2 separate regions of the Homo sapiens genome follow, and region 1 is linked to region 2. Evidence: chromatin loops called from intact Hi-C (ENCODE). Cell type or tissue: heart right ventricle. All regions are shown on one strand. Links, peaks and the distances in the headings refer to the core of each region. The heading gives the core; the rest is flanking DNA. Region 1 has its middle 280 kb from the start of LINC00348. Region 2 has its middle 13 kb from the start of DACH1.

What was found. Peaks named below come from ENCODE experiments on the same cell type or tissue, not always from the same donor. Only the 100,000 strongest peaks of a DNase experiment are listed, where the experiment ranks them.
Region 1: a loop joins it to region 2, with 2.6 times the contacts of the local background. A loop is called at or near these places in 26 of 110 quality-filtered maps.

What each region holds. Positions count from the first base shown.
Region 1 is chr13:71,287,203-71,296,395 of GRCh38, forward strand. It overlaps the pseudogene RABEPKP1. Among named protein-coding and RNA genes, the nearest start is that of LINC00348, 280 kb to the left of the region's middle. RefSeq lists an enhancer at 3,987-4,276. In heart right ventricle, for the core only: no CTCF peak of the experiment used is centred there; a DNase peak (open chromatin) is centred at 3,899; H3K4me3 peaks cover 1,126 bases; H3K27ac peaks cover 1,803 bases.
Region 2 is chr13:71,875,558-71,884,750 of GRCh38, forward strand. No RefSeq gene overlaps it. Among named protein-coding and RNA genes, the nearest start is that of DACH1, 13 kb to the left of the region's middle. RefSeq lists enhancers at 484-533, 1,153-1,653, 1,654-2,154, 3,570-3,849. In heart right ventricle, for the core only: a CTCF peak has its summit at 3,900 (motif pointing left); no DNase peak of the experiment used is centred there; H3K4me3 peaks cover 423 bases.

The DNA.
Region 1 (9,193 bases), core at 618-8,617, 590 kb before region 2:
AAGCCCACAGGGGTCAAGCCCAGTGCAGCACCAGAACTTGTCCAAGAATTGCAGTCCCTGTGGCTTAGACTGCCTTTCAGGTTTATTTACAATCCCAAAGCACTTTAGCCCATAGTAGTAGCAAGGCTTACTGAAACTCAGGCTCCAACCACTGCAATCTGCAATTTCCTTCTGGCTATGGTTGGTCTAAAAGCTACCTTTGTGCCAGCTGAGTTCTGCTTCATGTTGCTTTCTGCTGTGACAGAGCAGCACTGAGTTGCAAAGCAAGGTCCCACAGTCACTGCGCTTTCTCTCCCACAAGGTGCAGACATTCTCTTTGTACCATGTGGCCAATGCCACAGGATGAAGGAGGGGTTGTGTCCACAATTCAAGACTGTCTTTCCTACCGTCTTCAGTGCCTCTTTCAGTAATACAAAGTTAAAACCAGGCATTGTAATTGCTCATCTGGTTTTTGGTTCTCATGAAGTTGCTTTTCTGTGTGGATAGTTGTTCAGTTTGGTTTTCCTGAGGGGAGATGATCAGTGGAGGCTTTCATCTGGCCATCTTTCTCTGCCACCTCCCCAAATCAAATTCTTAAAAATTTTATGCTGTGATTCTGTAGATTTCCTCCTAGAAATTTTTAACTTTTAGTTTTCATCTTTGGTTCTATGATCAATTTTGAATTTTTTGGTGTATACTATAAATTAAGGGTTTAATTTTTAAGTGACTATTCCATTTTTTAAGCACTGTGTCACTTTAACACCATCCTTTCCCTTTTGCATAATCTTATCAACTTTGTTAAAAATCCACTAAACATTTACATGTTTGTCTATTTCCATACTATTTGTCTGTTGTTTTCATATTGTGTCAGTTTAGATAATGTGTACGTCTCTAGGAATTTGGCCATTTCATCAAGTTATCTAATTTGTTCTCGTACAATTGTTGATGCTCTTTTTTAAAAATACTTTTTACTTTTAAGGTAAGTAGTAATGTCCTCACTTTCATTTCTGATTTTAGTTATTTTTGTTGTTTTCCTTAATCTATGTAGCTAAAGGTTTGTCAATTCTCTTTTATCTTTTAGAAAAACCAGCATTTTGTTTCATCGATTTTCTCTTTTTTTCTATTCCCTCTTTAAATCATGCTATTTTTTAAAGTTTCCTTTCTTTTGCCATCTTTGGATTTAATTTGTTCCTCTTTTTCTTCCTCTTAAGGTGTAAAGTTAGCTTACTGATTTGAAAATATTCAATGTGGTGCTCACACTTAGAAATTTTCCTCTGAACATTACTTTTTTGCATCCCAAAGTTTTAGTATGGTATATTTTCATTTTCATTTTCATTTATCTCTATGTATTTTCTCATTTCTCTTGTGAGTTTTTCTTTGACCTGTTGGTTGTTTGAGAGTGTGTTCTTTAATTTCCATATATTGGTGAATTTTTCAGTTTTCCATTCATTGTTGATAAACTCCCTGAGTTTTGCTGCTTAGAGTTCATTGAGCTTCTTGGATGTATATTGTCGTATCTTTCATCAATTTCAAGGGATTTTGGCAACTTTTCTTCAAATATCCTTTATACCCCTTTCTCTGTCTCCTCTCTTTCTGCTGTTCCCACAATATGTATGTTATTCCATTTGATGATCTCCCACAAGCCTGTTTGGCACTGTTCACCTTTCTTCATTCTTTTTTTTTCTGTTCTTGAATCAATAATTTCAATGGGCTTATTCTCAAGAATTATTTCATTCTTATTCATTGATTCTTTCTTCTACTGGCTCAAATTTTCTGTTGAACCCCTATAGTAAAATTTTTATTTCCATTATTATACCTTTCAGCCCCATAATTTCTGTTTGGCTTTTCTTTATAATTTCTCTTTATTGAGATTCTAATTTTGTAAATATCTTGTTTTTCTGATTTTCTTTATTTCCTTATGCATGTGTTTCTTTAGCTCTTTGAGCACACTTAAAATAGTTGTTTTAAATTTTTGGCCTAGTAAGTCTAATGACTGGACTTCTATAGGAATGAATTTTGTAAATTTACTTCATTCCTTAGAATAAGGCATAGACTCCCGTTTCTTTGTATGCCTTGTGATTTATTTTGTTTAAAATTGAGCATTTAAATCTTACAATGTAGCAACTCTGGAACTCAGATTTTCCCTCTTCCTCAGGGTCTGCTACCTGAAAAGTGACCTACCCAAACTATTCCTGTAAAAACTTCATTTCTGATCATGTAAAGTGTTGACATCTCTTCTGCATAGCTTGTGTTCAGCTAGTGCTTTCACAGAGATGTCTTTGAAGGCAAGGAGCCAATAGGAAGAAAGGAAGGAAGGAGAAAGAGAGAAAGAAAAGAAATAGAATGAATGAAAAAGGAAAGAATGAATGAAAAAGGAAAGAAAGAGAAGGGAAGGGAAGGGACACAAAAAAAAAGAAAAAGACAGACAGACCTCTGCCAGTCTTTGCACATTATCTCCATGCTTGTGTGTCCAGAATTGGTTCCTTCCGGTGGGTTCTTGGTCTCGCTGACTTTAAGAATGAAGCTGCAGACCCTCACAGTAAGTGTTACAATTCTTAAAGATGGTGTGTCCAGAGTTTATTCCTTCTGATGTTCAGATGTGTCTGGAGTTTCTTCCTTCTGGTGGGTGTGTGGTCTCGCTGACTTCAGGAATGAAGCCGCAGACCTTCGCAGTTAGTGTTGCAGCTCTTAAAGGTGGCGCGTCTGGAGTTGTTTGTTCCTCCTGGTGGGTTCATGGTCCCGCCTACTTCAGGAGTGAAGCCTCAGACCTTCGCAGTGAGTTTTACAGCTTATAAAGCTAGTGCAGACCCAAAGAGTGAGCAGCAGCAAGATTTATTATAAAGAACAAAAGAACAAAGCTTCCACAGTGTGGAAGCAGACCCCAGCGGGTTGCTGCTGCTGGCTGGGATGGCCAACATTTATTCCCTTATTTGGCCCCTCCCATGCCCTGCTGATTGGTCCATTTTACAGAGTGCTGACTGGTCCGTTTTTACAAAATGCTGATTGGTGCATTTACAAACCTTTAGCTACACACAGAGTGCTGATTTGTCCGTTTTTACAGAGTGCTGATTGGTGTGTTTACAAACATTTAGCTAGACACAGAGTGCTGATTGGTGTGTTTACCATCCTTTAGCTAGACAGAAAAGTTCTCCAAGTCCCCACCCAACCCAGAAGCCCAGCTGGCTTCACCTCTCACTGGGATACTCCTTCAACAGTTAGCCTAGCTTGCACTGAGCCTAAATATCAGCCCAACCTGAAAGGTTAAGGTCATCTCAGGTGTTTTCTGAACATGCCTCTTGGCTTTCTAAATTCCCAAGTGTGCGTGTTGCTTTTGAGAGTTCTAGTTTCTAAAACAAACAAACAACATTTCTTAGCTTTTTCCCACAGGTCTTAGGTGGTCTATTGTTTGTTTTGACTGTACTTTTCTGCCCCAGTCAACAAAGGATTGTTAGTTTTACTTACAGTATTTTTGAGCAATGACCACTACTGGAGATAAAATCCTGACTTTGCCTTTCACTACTCTGAATTTGAGCAATTAGTTTAACTATTGTGTTAAATAAACTTATTTCTAAAACTTTTATTTTTGTTGTTGTTGTTTTCATTTGTTTTCAAAATGTTTCAGCCGTTTGGGGAAGGCAGCAAACAAGATATCTGCAAACATGTTTGGTCTACTAATATTGGTTATTAATATTATTCCTGTTGAGACCAGAAGTCTTCTCCTCATGGAAGGTTTTTTTCTCAAAGGGTTCGTGATCTCATGGACTTCAAGGAATGAAGCCATGGACCTCAGCGGCGAGTGTTACAGCTCAATTGGAGAAATGCGTGCACCCAAAGAGTGTGTGGCAGCAAGATTTATTAAAGTGAAAGTAAAGTGAAAGCGAAAGTAAAGCTTCCACGAGGTGGAAGGAGACCCGGAAAGGTTGCCGTTTTTGGCTTGGGTGTCTTATGCTTATATCCCCTTATGACCCCTCCTCTTTTCCTTTTTCTATCCTATAGAATTAGCTTATTTTCAATCCGCTTGTGGGTTGGCAGGCTTGATTGGTTAAAAACATCAGGCTGCAGCTAGAGCTTAAACTCCCTGTATGATTGGTTGAAGTGTCAATCCCTTAGCTTGCAGCTGTGACTCATTTTGGCTTAGGGGAAGGTCCCCTTTGATTGGTTGAAGTTTCAATCCCTTAGCTTGCAGCTATGACTTATTTTTGGCTTAGGGGAAAGTCCCCTTAGGGAAGTCCCTATTGACCCAGGAAGTCCAGCCAACTTAGCCACTTAGTCCCTCACTGTTACCGAAACACTGTTTACTGAAACAGCAATCTGTCTGTTACCGAAACATTGACATTAGCCTTAGGTTACTGAGAAGGTAAATGACAGGAGCTAGTGAGGTTTCTCTTAACTAGGATAGCAGTGCTTATATATCTTGATTTTCCCAGGAGGATCTTAGTTTATATTTATTGTTCCAGCATATAAATGGTGTCCCTTTTCAAATGTTAAAGTATTGTAAATTACATAGATAGTGTCCCTAGCTGTGATTCTGTGGACATCACACCATACATTGACCTTTCAGAAAGGGAGTGGTTTAGCCAGACAATAAAAGAAGACATCTAGCTTTCATTTTACTCCTGTCTTCTACCTCAACTATGTCTCTCTTCTTCTTCCTTAATAGCAGAAACTCAATTTTTAGTTGGACATATTGCTATCTAGAACAAAAGACAACAGTTCCTAATCTCTCTTGGAACTTTGCCAACCAGAGGACTAAATTCTGAAAACTGGTATGTGAGTGTTGGGTGGGACTGTTATGGGTGAGAAATATCTGAGTCTCACAGCACCAAATGTGTTACCAGTGCAAGTAGTTGAGTCTTAAGGCACCAAATATGTTACCGATAGTAGGCATCGAGTCACTGGCAGCGAATCCGTATGGATCTGCAGCAATCTCAATTCTTGCCTCCTCAGAAGAAAGAATTTGACTGAGGGCATAAGGCAGAAAAAGAGACCAAGGCAAGTTTCAGAACAGGAGTGGAAGTTTATTTTAAAAGGCTTTAGACTAGGAAAGAAAGAAAAGTACGCTTGGACAAGACACAAACAGGCATGTGAAAGTCAGGTGTAATGTTTCGCCTTGATCCTAGGACTTGATAGGCTGGTCCCTTCCCCATGATTCTTCCCTTATGGTGGGCTTTCCACATGAACAGTGTCCTTACGCTTGGGAGGTAAGTACACACAGTGTTTAGGAAGTTGTATGCATGCCCATCTGCGGCTTTTTTCCCTTTTCTGGTGGTGTGTCCCAGGAAGGTCCAACTTTGCCATTTTGTCTCTTAATGCACATGCCCAGTAAGTTGCCTCTCCCTGGAATCTGCATTCATTTAACACTTTAGTGCAACAGGTGTGGACCATCAGGAAATGGTCTCTCCCTGGTGCCAGCTGCCAATTTATCACATTTAGAGAGGCGATGTGATAACTGCTGAACCAGCACCCAACATTCCTTGTGGGTTGGGGAGAGCTCTCTCCTGCCCAGCTTATGCCTGTCTAACTCCCTGTAACAGGACAACTGGGAAGGTTATTAAGCAAGATGATTCAACTTAGACAAATGAGGATTTTTTAAATGAGCTACCTCCCAGTGGAGCCACCTTTATTTATTTATTTATTTATTTATTTTTATTTTTATTTTTATTTTTTGAGACAGAGTCTCGCTCTGTCGCCCAGGCTGGAGTGTAGTGGTGTGATCTCGGCTCACTGCAAGCTTCGCCTCCTGGGTTCACGCCATTCTCCTGCCTCAGCCTCGTGAGTAGCTGGGACTACAGACACCTGCCACTATGCCTGGCTAATTTTGTGTTTGTATTTTTAGTAGAGATGGGGTTTCACCGTGTTAGCCTGGATGGTCTCGATCTTCTGACCTTGCAATCTGCCTGCTTCGGCCTCCCAAGTCACCTTATTTAATACCTTCCTTCTTGTGGTTTGCCACGTGGACATAATGATCAGAACTGCAGCAGCCCCACTGGCCTTCCAAGTGAACTTAGCAATAAGTTCACAGGAATGGTGCAGAATAAAGATAAAGATGTAAGCTTTTGATGGCATTGGAGTCTTTTCTATCAGCCAGGAACTATTTGACATCTCAAAGCGAAAAATAAATCTACATATTTTTTAAGAATCTACTTTCTAAGTCTCTGTTATTTCCAGACTATCACAATCCTAATGTACATAGAATCTGTTTCATGGGCATGCAATAATACAATATTGGAGCCTAAAATGTGTTCCCAATATTTTAGGCTGAGAACCTGGCAATACATACTTCATTGATAAAAGATTTGGCCAAAATGCTGTCTGCCACACTTTGGAAAGCAGACAAAAGGCTGTCAGGAAAGCAGATCAAATACCCTTAAGGGAAAGTGTTAAAAAATAAAATAAAATGTTGTCTGTGCTAGCTGTTTCTTGTTGCTTTCAACAGAGTTCTAGGAGAGATGAGCTCAACTTTGATCCAGCTTATCTGCAGGCAGAGATGTTAGGGAGGAATTCTCTCTCTCTCTCGTCTGCAGTGTAAAAGCATTAAATTTGGAGCCTTTCAGAATTAAAAAAAAAAAAAAGACAAGTGCTCTGCATTCCAAACTGAAACCCTTGTAAGTTTACTCCAAAGAAACAGCCTTAGCAGGAGATTAATCACTGGTATTAAAGCTTTTAAAAAGACCTTCCATGAATAGTTCTTTGTCAGACAATGGGAAGCAAGCTAGAAGCAAATATCATATTAAGTATGTTGTCTTCCCACCCAAGTCTATCCTTTTAAGTGGTCTCAAGGTACAATCAGGCTTAAAAACTACAAGATCTGAAAGCCAAAAGAAACCACAAGCTTGGACTGCACCTGCCTATTACTGTTGAAATTTTAATAGTACCTGAAACTGCACTGAAATGAATTGGGCTGCAGGATATTTGGGGGCTTAATTAAGGATGCTTTCTATTGCCCACCTTAGAAATAGCCATGGAGAGCTCAGGAAAAGGAAGAACCTACCCAAAAGGGTGGAGCAAGAGATAAGAGCAGACAATGGAAGTAGCGCTTCTATAGAGAGCAGAAGTAGGAACAGGTAAGGTAACCAGGGACTCTTATATTACTAGGTTAGGGGGCTTAACTATTTATGCCCAGCAGAATCTTACTATTATGATGAGCTAATGAGCACAATTTCCTATTTTACATCTGTTCCTGCTGCTCCTTTTCTTCTGCGTGTGTTTCAGACAGATAAGTTTTCATTTAGTCTAGTAAGTCCCCAAACAATAAAGAGCTAGAGGTACACCTAATAGAGTGGTCAGCAAACATCCAGTGACCTTACATATTGAGCTATATGCATACTGGACAAACTTCCTTGCAGCTAGCTATAACAGTGTGACTAAGTTCCAGGCAATAAGTTATATATAGAAGAACAGAGCACTTTAGGAAAAATACAAACCTGTGCTCACTTTCTCCTTTTCTTAGTTCATTCTAATAACTAAAATGCAATTGGGATGGTGGAAGCTCCATTGGCCATCTTAGATCAGTGAGAGCCATAGCTAACGGTGGCCAAGCAAAGAGCTGGAAGACAGCAAGGGGCTGCTGTGTCAGCTGTGGACTACTTTTATTAGACTTACTTTATTAGAAAGAAATGATCTTCTTTTCAGTTAAGTCATTATTATTTACGGCATTTCATGTGCATGTGTGTGTGTGTGTGTGTGTGTGTGTGTGTGTGTGTAATGTGGCCAGATCAATCCATTCTATATATTACCTTATACAAATAAAAGGGAGAATGGGTTTGATGATAATTTTTGGAGCACATACCCCAAGATTAAAACAAAAAGGGAATGGAGAGACTCAAATTTACCCTGAGCAGCTATCAGGGTATCAAGAAGCTATCAAGCACTTTTAGTACAATGGCTTTAATTAGGGAAGATTGCCTTGATTATTTCCACACGCCTCTTATTTTTCTAAAGGCATTTAGTTTACTTAATTGCAAAATATATAGTTGTTGAGTGTGTTCAAATAAGTTTTCCATTTATCTTTTAAATTTTCAAAGTTTAAAAAGGATACGTAGCTATACTACTTTCTTTTGAAGCGTATTTTCCTATGTCAACCATTTCCTTAGTCTCTTAGAAATTTCTGTAGACGAAACTGCAACAAAGTTTTTATATTGCTGTACGTTATGGCAAACCATGTGTAATGAATGCTATATGCTTCTGCTCAGATTTCTCACCTCCAGCACCAAGGTACTCTTTTTCCCAACAGCCAGGTCCTTTAGGGAAGGGGGCTAGGGCACAGTGGAAAGGGCTGGTGAGGGCCTTCTTGGAGTCTGCTCAGCAACACTGAGCAAAAAGAATCAGCTTATTTTTATTTCCCAATTCTTTTCCTCCTTCCAATATTGCTATGTAGGGATAGGATTTTAGACAGGGCAGCTGTAAGAGCGACAGAATTCTGATGAATTCTGGGCTTTGAGGATGGAAGTCAGTGGTCTATATACCTGGTTGCACCCATTCATATATCTGTTCATCCATTTTCTTTCTTCATTTACCAATTGCTCATTCACTTCTAATCTATGCTGGGCCCTTTGGTGGCTTCTGGAGACATCTGAGTAAATTCCAAAGGCCCACTGTATTAGTCCATTCTCACACTACTATAAAGACATACCTGAGACTGGGTAATTTATAAAGAAAATAGGTTTAATCAGCTCATTGTTCTGTAGATTGTACAGGCTTCTGCTTCCTGGGGAGGCCTCAGGAAACTTACAATCATAGTGGAAAGCAAAGGGGAAGCAAGTGTGTATCCACATGGCTGGCAGGAGAGAGAAAGAGCAAACGGAGAGGTGCTACACACTTTCAAACAACAAGATCTTGTGAGAACTCTATCATGAGACAGCACTCAGGGGATGGTGCTACACCATTAGAAACCATCCCCATGATCCAGTCACCTCCCACTAGGCCCCACCTGCAACATTGGGAATTATAATTCAACATGAGATGTGGGTGAGGACACAAAGCTAAACTGTATCACCCACCCTTTTGGAATTTAGTCTACTGAGATACCATGAAGCTGATGCTAGTCTTGGAATCTAGAAAGAAACCCAAGAAAGCAATATGGTGCCCCATAGCCCAACACGAAGATGACATTATACCTGGATTGGCCATAGGTGTTTATATTTCCCCCACAATTGTTGATGCCAAGAAAAAAGTTCTTCATTGTTGAGAGATCAAATCAGATGGGAGTGTTTCA
Region 2 (9,193 bases), core at 643-8,642:
CACACTGCATTCTGATGGGAGAGACAATTATCTTATGTGTTTACACTTGTTGATATGTTTCTCTTCAGGTGGTCTCAAGTCATTTCTACTGCTTTTGATATCCACTATAATGATTAGGGCTTGTGGGGTGCCCAGTAAATGTTAGCTGGGTAATTAAAAACTGCTAGTATGCTATGCGATCCATTTTCTTTGCCCCCAAATTACATAAAATGCTCCTTCTCCAAATGATATATTGTTTGATTCAGAACAAGATATTGATAAGTAGCAAAATTTTAGATATGCTCATTCAATTCTGTCCTAATATACAATGAATTTAGGACACTTCTTAGGGCAAAAAATCCGAAATGCTAAGAAACTGGGTCTGAAATAGCTGGAGAAAAGAATCGTAGGCCTGTAACTATGGCTTGTATTTGGGACCCATTTAGAAAAGAATCTTCTTTTCTTAGTCATCAGAGGAGCCATTAGAGAGTCTTCACCAAGACTGAAAATATAAGTGAGAGTACATCTTGAAGTGCTACTGCAGAGGAGGAAGAAAAGTAGATTCGTGTGTGAAATTCTACCTACCAAATGTGAGTAAGCGTGCATATGTGCAACAATTTGTAAAGTTGTTTACTATAACATCACCATCACTTTAACGTACATAGCAGTCTCTGTTATATAAAGCATACTTATTTTTGTGCACCGACCATATGCTAGTTGCTGAGGATGCAAAGGAGAAAAAGACATTCGTCCCTATCAGCCTTTACTGTACATTATTTCTGTTGAGTCTTATTACCATAACATCATTGAAATTTTGTGTTAGTGGAGCCTGGAAGATCATCTAATCCTAACATTGCAGATCTCATGCTACCATTTCCCCTGTGACCATGTCAGACATCACAAATGGCTTTCCGATCCTTCCCCTCAAGATCTGAGGCAATCTCAGTAACACTGTCAGGATAGAACTGTAGTCTGCCTCTCACTGTGAGCTCAACAGATTCATCCCTATATATCACTCCTGATCTTGCAAAAGAGAAAATTGACAATTAGCAGTATATGAGAATGTCCCTTTGTACTCACAGCTAGTTAAGGCTTAAGTCAGGTATTGGTTTAAAATCAAGTCCTCATTGATTTATTCTCCCAACTACCCTCAAAAAAAAACTTTCTGAGGTAAAAGGGGGAAATATTTTTATTTCATTTCATATGTAAGAGAATTGAAAAAATAATAGAGAGGCACAGTTGGGTCTAAACTCATGATTCTCTGTTTCTATTTCTGTATAACAGATCTCAGAGTGCTCAAATAATAGAGCTACTGATGTGTTCTCAGTGGCTACTTAGATGAATGCACTGATATGCTACAGTGCAACATAATGGGGATGAAGGAAGCAAACAAACAAAAAACTTGTGCAACTGTTATTTCAGGGACAAGACCTTTTGAGATCTTGAGAAATACTTCACTTGTATGTGATGTTAGAAAGTCAAACTGCACAAAGCCTTGTGGTTCTTTGACTTTCGTGATCTGGTTTCCTCTGGTTAGAAAATGGCAGCATCCACCAGTAAAAATCACCTACCTGTTGGAGTGTGCTGCAAAATCAGGCAATGAGCCAGCAATTGAGCCAGCAGTTGATTCCATAAACACTTTTCTATAGTCTCTTACCAACCTCAGTCTGCTTTCCATATGGGACTATTCAGCCTCTTTCTCCGATCTTTTTTCATCCTGATTTCAAGAAAGGTCACTTTCTACTTGTTTCCCAGATGATTCAGGGATCACTCACAGCTCTTCCTAACAGAGCAATCGCATGCCCTCCTGCTGCCACATTTAAATTGTCTGAACTGCGTGGCTTGTTCATTTACTCTCCCTTTAGAGTGAAGCTGCAAAGTAAGGAAGACTTGAATGGCCTTGCATCTTCAAAGAAGTGCCTCGAGCTCTGGAATGCAACAAAGTGGTAGAAACCACTAAACACCGGGAAATGTCAACAATGAGGCGGGAATGCATGGGCAGGTGGATGCAGCATTTCTAGGCATTTTCTCAGACAAGGCAACAAACTCAGCTGAACTAGAAAATGGGTCTTTTTCCCACAGAAACTAATTTAACTGATTTTTGAAACACATTGATAATAGCATTAGCATAAATTTAAATACATGCTTACCAGGCTGTTCTCTGTTATGTTTTTATGCAAGTGATTTGGTTGACAAATTAATAATTGTGATTACTAAAGAAGAACTAAATTTCCAATAATCTGAACATTTGGTCCTAATAGGAAGCTGTAGGCCTTGACTTCTTAAAGCATTAAAAAAGATGTAAGGTCAAACTAATTTCAGTAGCTAAAATGCACTTATACTTAATTGTAGTATATTTCAAGCTAAACTTAAAAGAAAGCAGAAATGTACCCAAATGTTTTATGCCTATAGTAGCAATTGGTAGTTAAATTACTTCTAAGCACCGAATATGAAATTCTATTTATATAATTAATATAATTTATATATTTATGTTATATCTATTATTTATATATATCTATAATTATATATATCTATAATTATATCTATATCTGTAATTTATATCTATATCTATATCTAATTATAGATATATATCTATAATTTATATTATATATATAAATTATAGCTATAAATATATATATTTATATTATATTACATATAATATATAATATATAATATATATTTATATTATATTATATATAAATATAGTAAATATAAATATATAATTAAATATATAATTAATCTATAATTGATGAGCTTCATTGTAAATATAATAGGTATTAGATGGTACATTCAGCAACTAAACAAATAGTATTTTGTATGCAAATGTAAAGAGACAAACTTATGTCTTGTATGTTTCTTTTAACCTTAACATTCAGGAATAATCATCATCAGTATTTTGATAAGTTTTCTTAGGCAAAATTTCAAAATATTCTTCTAGTAAATCTGACTACTACTTGTTGAATTTCCACAGGAAGCCCCCTAATCAGGAATTGTCAAAGGTAAATACATAAAGTGTTGTTTACACATCTTGAGTTTATGTATATTAATATTATTAGCTATTATAAAACATAAGACATTCAAAAATCAACATCAGATTAATGTTATATGTCAAGCCCTCTAAATGTATATGGCACTTAATTTATATTGAAAAAAATTTTAAAGAATAATTTCTATGAATATGTACTTATATTTTTTAGAGTATAGTCTCTTATTTTAAAAATATGATCACAAAATATCTTTTAATAATTTAGCTACAAAGAAACAGTTTCAAGGAATTGCTTTCTATGCCACACACACACACTCAGAAACACACTACTTGTACACACACATACTTGCTCACACATGCCTATTTTCAGAATTTTCTAAATAGCAATTACTTTCTTAGATTTATAGTCTATAATGCATGGCATTTTTTTTATCCAAAAATATATATTTTTTGTTTCCATTTAAGTAGTTTTAGTCTAAAAGCACTTGCTAATCATAACAACACAGCAAAGGTTTGTTATGTAAACATTATACTTTATTATCAGCCTTTGTTTTCCAATACAATGCTTTAAAAATATCCTCTGTTGTATAAAGGACATTGTTGCAAAAAGGCAGCTCAAAACTTGTCCTTCCCTTCCTTTCATTGATCTGTTGCCTCTTAGGCAATATGAACAGCTGTCTCCAGCTCACCCACAAGCAAGCTGAACATAATAATAAGGTAGTGTTACTGGCCTGAATCTATGAATGATTATACAAAGGGTGCCAGCTCTTTTCCATTAAAGATAAGGTAACAAAGATACCATAGAGAAGAAAACTGGTTAGCAAAGCAAGCGTGTGCTTCTGCCTTTAAGGTTTAGTTACTATTCTGGTAACCACTGAGTTTCTCTTTCCGTTGGGTTTCCAATAAGGTGAAGGTGCCCTCTGTAGGAGACTCCCAGTAAATGCCGCTTTTTTATATTTGGGTGACAACAGGCAAGTTCTGCTCCCCTACCTCCAATTTATAAATAAACAAATAAATAAATAATCACAGAACTCTGTGTGAGCAGAAGCTTGAACTCTATAAATCTTAGGGGGAAATTAGTATAAAGCCCACAATGATCTATGTAAATGTGGTTGCTTTTTCAAAATGAGAGCAATGGAACAGTGAGCAAGCTATACAGCATGTTGGTGTTTGATATTTATTGACACTGTGACACTGTGATATGTAATAGAATCGGCTGTATAAATTCAGAGGTGTTCCAAAAACTGAAAGATAGAAGGTCTTGGCATAGTTGAGTGAAAAATGGATCTAAACAGAAAAATCCACATGCGGAGAGACACATTCACCACCTAATAAATACACCTCCCCAAAAGGTCTTCTTATCTTCCCTTCCTATAAAGGTTACCATAATGCAGATTCATTATCAGTCCCACTGGGTAGCACATAGCTCCGTAAGAAATTGCTTTTGTTAGCATGCTCGTAGAAAGAGATTAGCTATTTCACCAGATCTCTTGGGGCTATTTGAAATTTTGGGAATTCTCTCTGTAATTTAAAATGAAAGTTAAAGCCAATGCGAATAGACTAGGGAGAATCTCACAAATTAAACCTCTCCATCTGGAAGTTTCTTCATCACTTATTGCAAAGTACAAGCTGATATCGCATTTGTTACAGGCAGGAGAGAGATTTCATCACTGATGATGCAATTACATTTATATTAATGTTTTAATAATTAACTATGTTGGTTGCAAAGAAAAACGTAAAATAGAAATGCTTAACAGTGTTTTGGATTTTTTTGTCTTTATTAACTTTGTATATTACTTAGATTTTATCACTGAGATCATCTATGTGCATTATTTAAACTATGACTTTAGCCTCTATGGAATGTGTGTAGGAGAGTCTAGTATCACCTGTATTGCAAGTTAGGGGATGAACAAGTAGGCATGGAGGCATAAGAGAAGGGAGATTATTTGCATCCTCTTATCTAACTGACTTCATTGATCCTCAGTATCGCTCAAACATCCCCTTCTCTGCGAATCCATTTTCCCATACCATTGGCCACTTAATCTCAACAACAACTATATTATGGATTACTATGTACCAAGCACTGTGTGAGCACTGTGCTAGATAGTTTATATGGATTATCTCATCTAATCCTCGTAATACATAAGAAAGATAGGCAATTTGTCTTATCCCAGTAAGAAAATGAGGCATCTAAAGTTTGGCTGATTAAATTACTTGCCCAAGCCTACTCCACAGTCTGCTTTCTTTTCCCCAAGGATACCACTCCCTTCTGTCCTCACTTATTTTCTCACCTGATTATTTTTCACATGTTCAACTTATTTGCGCTCCTGTCTTCCTAACACAACTGCCTGGTGAATTCCCAGCCAGCAGTAACAGCTATCTGCCATCCCACTGGATGACTGAGCATTGCTAAACACTCTCCCACAGTTATGCAGAATTGTATCCTTGATTACTCATGACTCTTAGTTGCAAGCTTTAAAATTTAAGCCAGTTCATCTAGAAAGGGTCTGAATCAGCTCACATCATCACATCAATAGAAGTCACGGCTTCAGTTGGTCTCAGGGATAACTTTGACCAGAGATTCAAACGTCTCCTCATATCATCTCTGATTTCTGAAGACACGTTTGTCAAGGTGTCTTCTTCAGTTCCTCAGTTTGGGTTCTAAACAACTGGATTCATAGTTTCTAGAAGCAATCATGCACACTGCTTCTAACTCCAGCACCCAAAGACACAAATCCAAGGAAGAATTCTTATTGGGTCATCTTGGAAGAGGTGCATATTTCTGGATGAAGAAACTGATCAAGGGCATTATCGGGTAGTGGTTAAGAATGTGTGGAATGTGAAACCAGATTCCTGGAATGTAAAACCTGGTCTATTTGTGACTTGGGACAAGTTTACATCCCAGTGCCTGAATTTTCTTATATGAATAAAAGGAAATGATAATTGTACCTACTTCATTGCATCGCTATGATGATTAAATGAATTACTATGCAGAACTTAGAATAATGACTAGTTCTGAATATGTTAGTTATCAGTGATCATTTAGGCCTTAGGATTGGTTCAGCTTGGGGCAGATGCTCCACTCAGCTCAATCAGTGCGACCACTGGGGCAGAGTAATTAAACAGCATTGAAGCTCAAATTTGAGGGAGATTCCTAGCATGGGAGACAGAAATTTTTCGGAAGGAAAAGACTTTTCCAGGTGAAAGAGTGAGAAGTGCTAGATGGACAAGTCACCAGACACCAGGAAGAATACTATACAATCAGGAAGAATGTATGATCTCCTATATGAGTGGAGAGCCATTCAACCATCTTTTTATGTGTCCTTAATCAGCTCCATCGCTCCTTCCTCTCAGTGATAATTCCAAAACTTTCTTAAATACTAAACCCAATTCTTCAAACGAGAGATGTATATTCTCTATTGACACTCTTCCTATTGCAACAGGGAAGTTTAAGATCATCAGGTTTTCACCATTTCTTGATTGGACTGTTCCTAGAGTCTCTGAGCTGACTCCCTTTCCCAGTCCTTCCCTTCATCCATCCACATTATTTCCAGATTTATAGTGGAGCTTGAGAGTACCACTTTCAATATAAATCTTGAATATAGGTCATGAAGTCTATATACTAAAACTCTTCAATGGTACTCCTTCACCTCCAGCATGAAGTTCAAATTAGGACTAAGCCTGACCTAGGAGACTTTATCTTTCCTGTTTTTGTATTTGGATACTCTCCAGGTCTAATATTTATTTTGTTATTATTATCTCTACTTTGTGACCATTTGTTGACCTGTTTTAAATAGCTAGCTAGCTAGCAGACAGAAAGAAATCAATAACCAGTTTGCTAGGGCTACAGTAACAAAGTACTACTGACTTAAGCAACAGAAACATTTTTTACAGTTTTGGAGGCTAGAAGTCCAATCTCAAGGTGTCAGCAGGTTCAGTTTCTTCCAGAGGGCTCTTTCCTTGGCTTGCAGATGGCTACTTTGCTGCTGTGTCTTCACATGGTCTTTCTTCTGTAGATGCCCCTGGTGTCTCTCTAAGCATCCTAATAAGGACATCAGTCAGGTTGGATTAGGGCCTACCCTAAGGACTTCATCTTAACTTACCTACCTCTTTAAAAGCCCTGTCTCCAAATACAGTCACATTTGGAGGTAGTGGTTAGGGATTCAACTTATAAATCTTGAGGGGACACAATTCAGCTCCAGTTATAATTTTTATCTTAGAAAGTCTAAAGTGCTAAATTTGTCAAATTAAATCATGCTACTCTTCTGGTGAAAATACTTCAATCGCTTCTCATTAGACTTTGAACAGCACTCTGGTCTTTTTCTTCATGGCATAATTTTTTTTAATTTCTTTTTTGAGACAGATTCTTGCTCTGTCGCCCAGGCTGGAGTGCAGTGGTATGATCTCAGCTCACTGCAACCTCTGCCTCCCAGGTTCAAGTGATTCTCCTGCCTCAGCCTCCTGAGTAGCTGGGATTACAGGCACGTGCCACCATGCCCAGCTAATTTTTGTATTTTTAGTAGAGACGGGGTTTCGCCATGTTGGTCAGGCTGGTCTTGAACTCCTGACCTCGTGATCCGCCTGTCTCGACCTTCCAAAGTGCTGGGATTACAGGGGTGAGCTGCCGCGCCTGGCCGCATTATTTTTAACTTGTAATTTTACCTTAGTTTGTTTGCTTTTTTATTGTGTGACTATCCGCATTGGTAAGAGTTCCTTTGGACCATTTCTATTTTATTCTTTATTGTATTTTCTTTCTAGTACAGAGATTGAAATAAAGATGTTCCTCCATGTTTATTGAATAAGAAACGACCTACTTCAAGTAGTATGACTATACTGTGTTATTTCACATGTTTGGGGTTTGGTTCTGACTATATCCTCCAATATTTATTTGCTTACCTAATGATTTTTTACCCTTTAGGACATCCCTCAACGAAAGTGATACATATGCACCATGGAATACTATGCAGCCATAAAAAAGAATGAGATTATGTCTTTTGCAGGGACATGGATGGAGCTGGAGGCCATTATCGTTAACAAACTAACACAGGAACAAATACTGCATGCTCCCACTTCTAAGGAGGAGCTAAATGATGAAAACTCACGAACGCATAGTGAGGAACACCACACACTGGGGCCTATCAGAGGGTGGAGGATGGGAGGAGAGAGAGGATCAGGAAAAATAACTAATAGGCACTAGGCTTAATACCTGGGTGATGAAATAATCTATACAACAAACCCCCATGACACAAGTTTACCTATGTAACAAACCTGCACATGTACCCCTGAACTTAAAAGTTAAAAAAGAAATAAAAAAGGATGCTCTAAACCAATGAAAGACGTAACTATCCCACTTCTATGGGATACTTACCTCTATTTTTAATTTGTTATCATATATGGTATCAGTCTTCATTAATTACAGGGAACAAGTATCAATCATATTTTAATTTACAGGGTTTAGCATATTGCCTAATATATGACAATCCTCACATTGAACTTTGCTTTTTGGGAAACAGTTAAACTTCACCTGAATGACCAGATAAATTTTAAATGAATAAAATATCAAAGTATAAATGATTTAAATAATTATATTCTACCTCATCTTTAAGAACTTTCCTGATAATCTCAGTCTAAACACTTCTCTTTTATCATTTATTTTATCCATTATGTAGCTATGAGTAATCCATTGTCTTGTAAAATCTATTAAAATATTGCCTTGAACTACTGTTTCCATCTTTAGTCATTTACATTTTGAATTAGTTTGTATCTCATTTTTTTTTTATCTCACCAGCTAGAGAGTAGGGGATTTTGTCCTATATAATTACAGAAAAAGACATATATGCATATAATAAGCACTTGTTCACTGGATTCAATTTGGATAAATTTGAAGCATGTGTAAATTCAGAGATATTTCAAATATCTAGCCTATTATATCAGTTAGCTCTTTCTGCATAAACGTACAATCCAGAATTTAGCAGCTTAAAAAAATCACATTTGATTTAGCTTATTCTTTTGTGTGAGGTCTGGGATGACGCTTCTGGTCTGGGTCAATTCAGCTGGGTTGTGTTTTCTGTGATTGCTTCATGATTTGTCTGGTCATTAGGAGACTGCCATCACAATGGGGCTGGGGTTTCACCAGGCAGTTGTGTTGGTTGTGAATCTTGCATATGTTAACCGGTGGACATATGCAACACATTCTTAGGTGCTATGGACTGAGTTATGGTCCCTGCC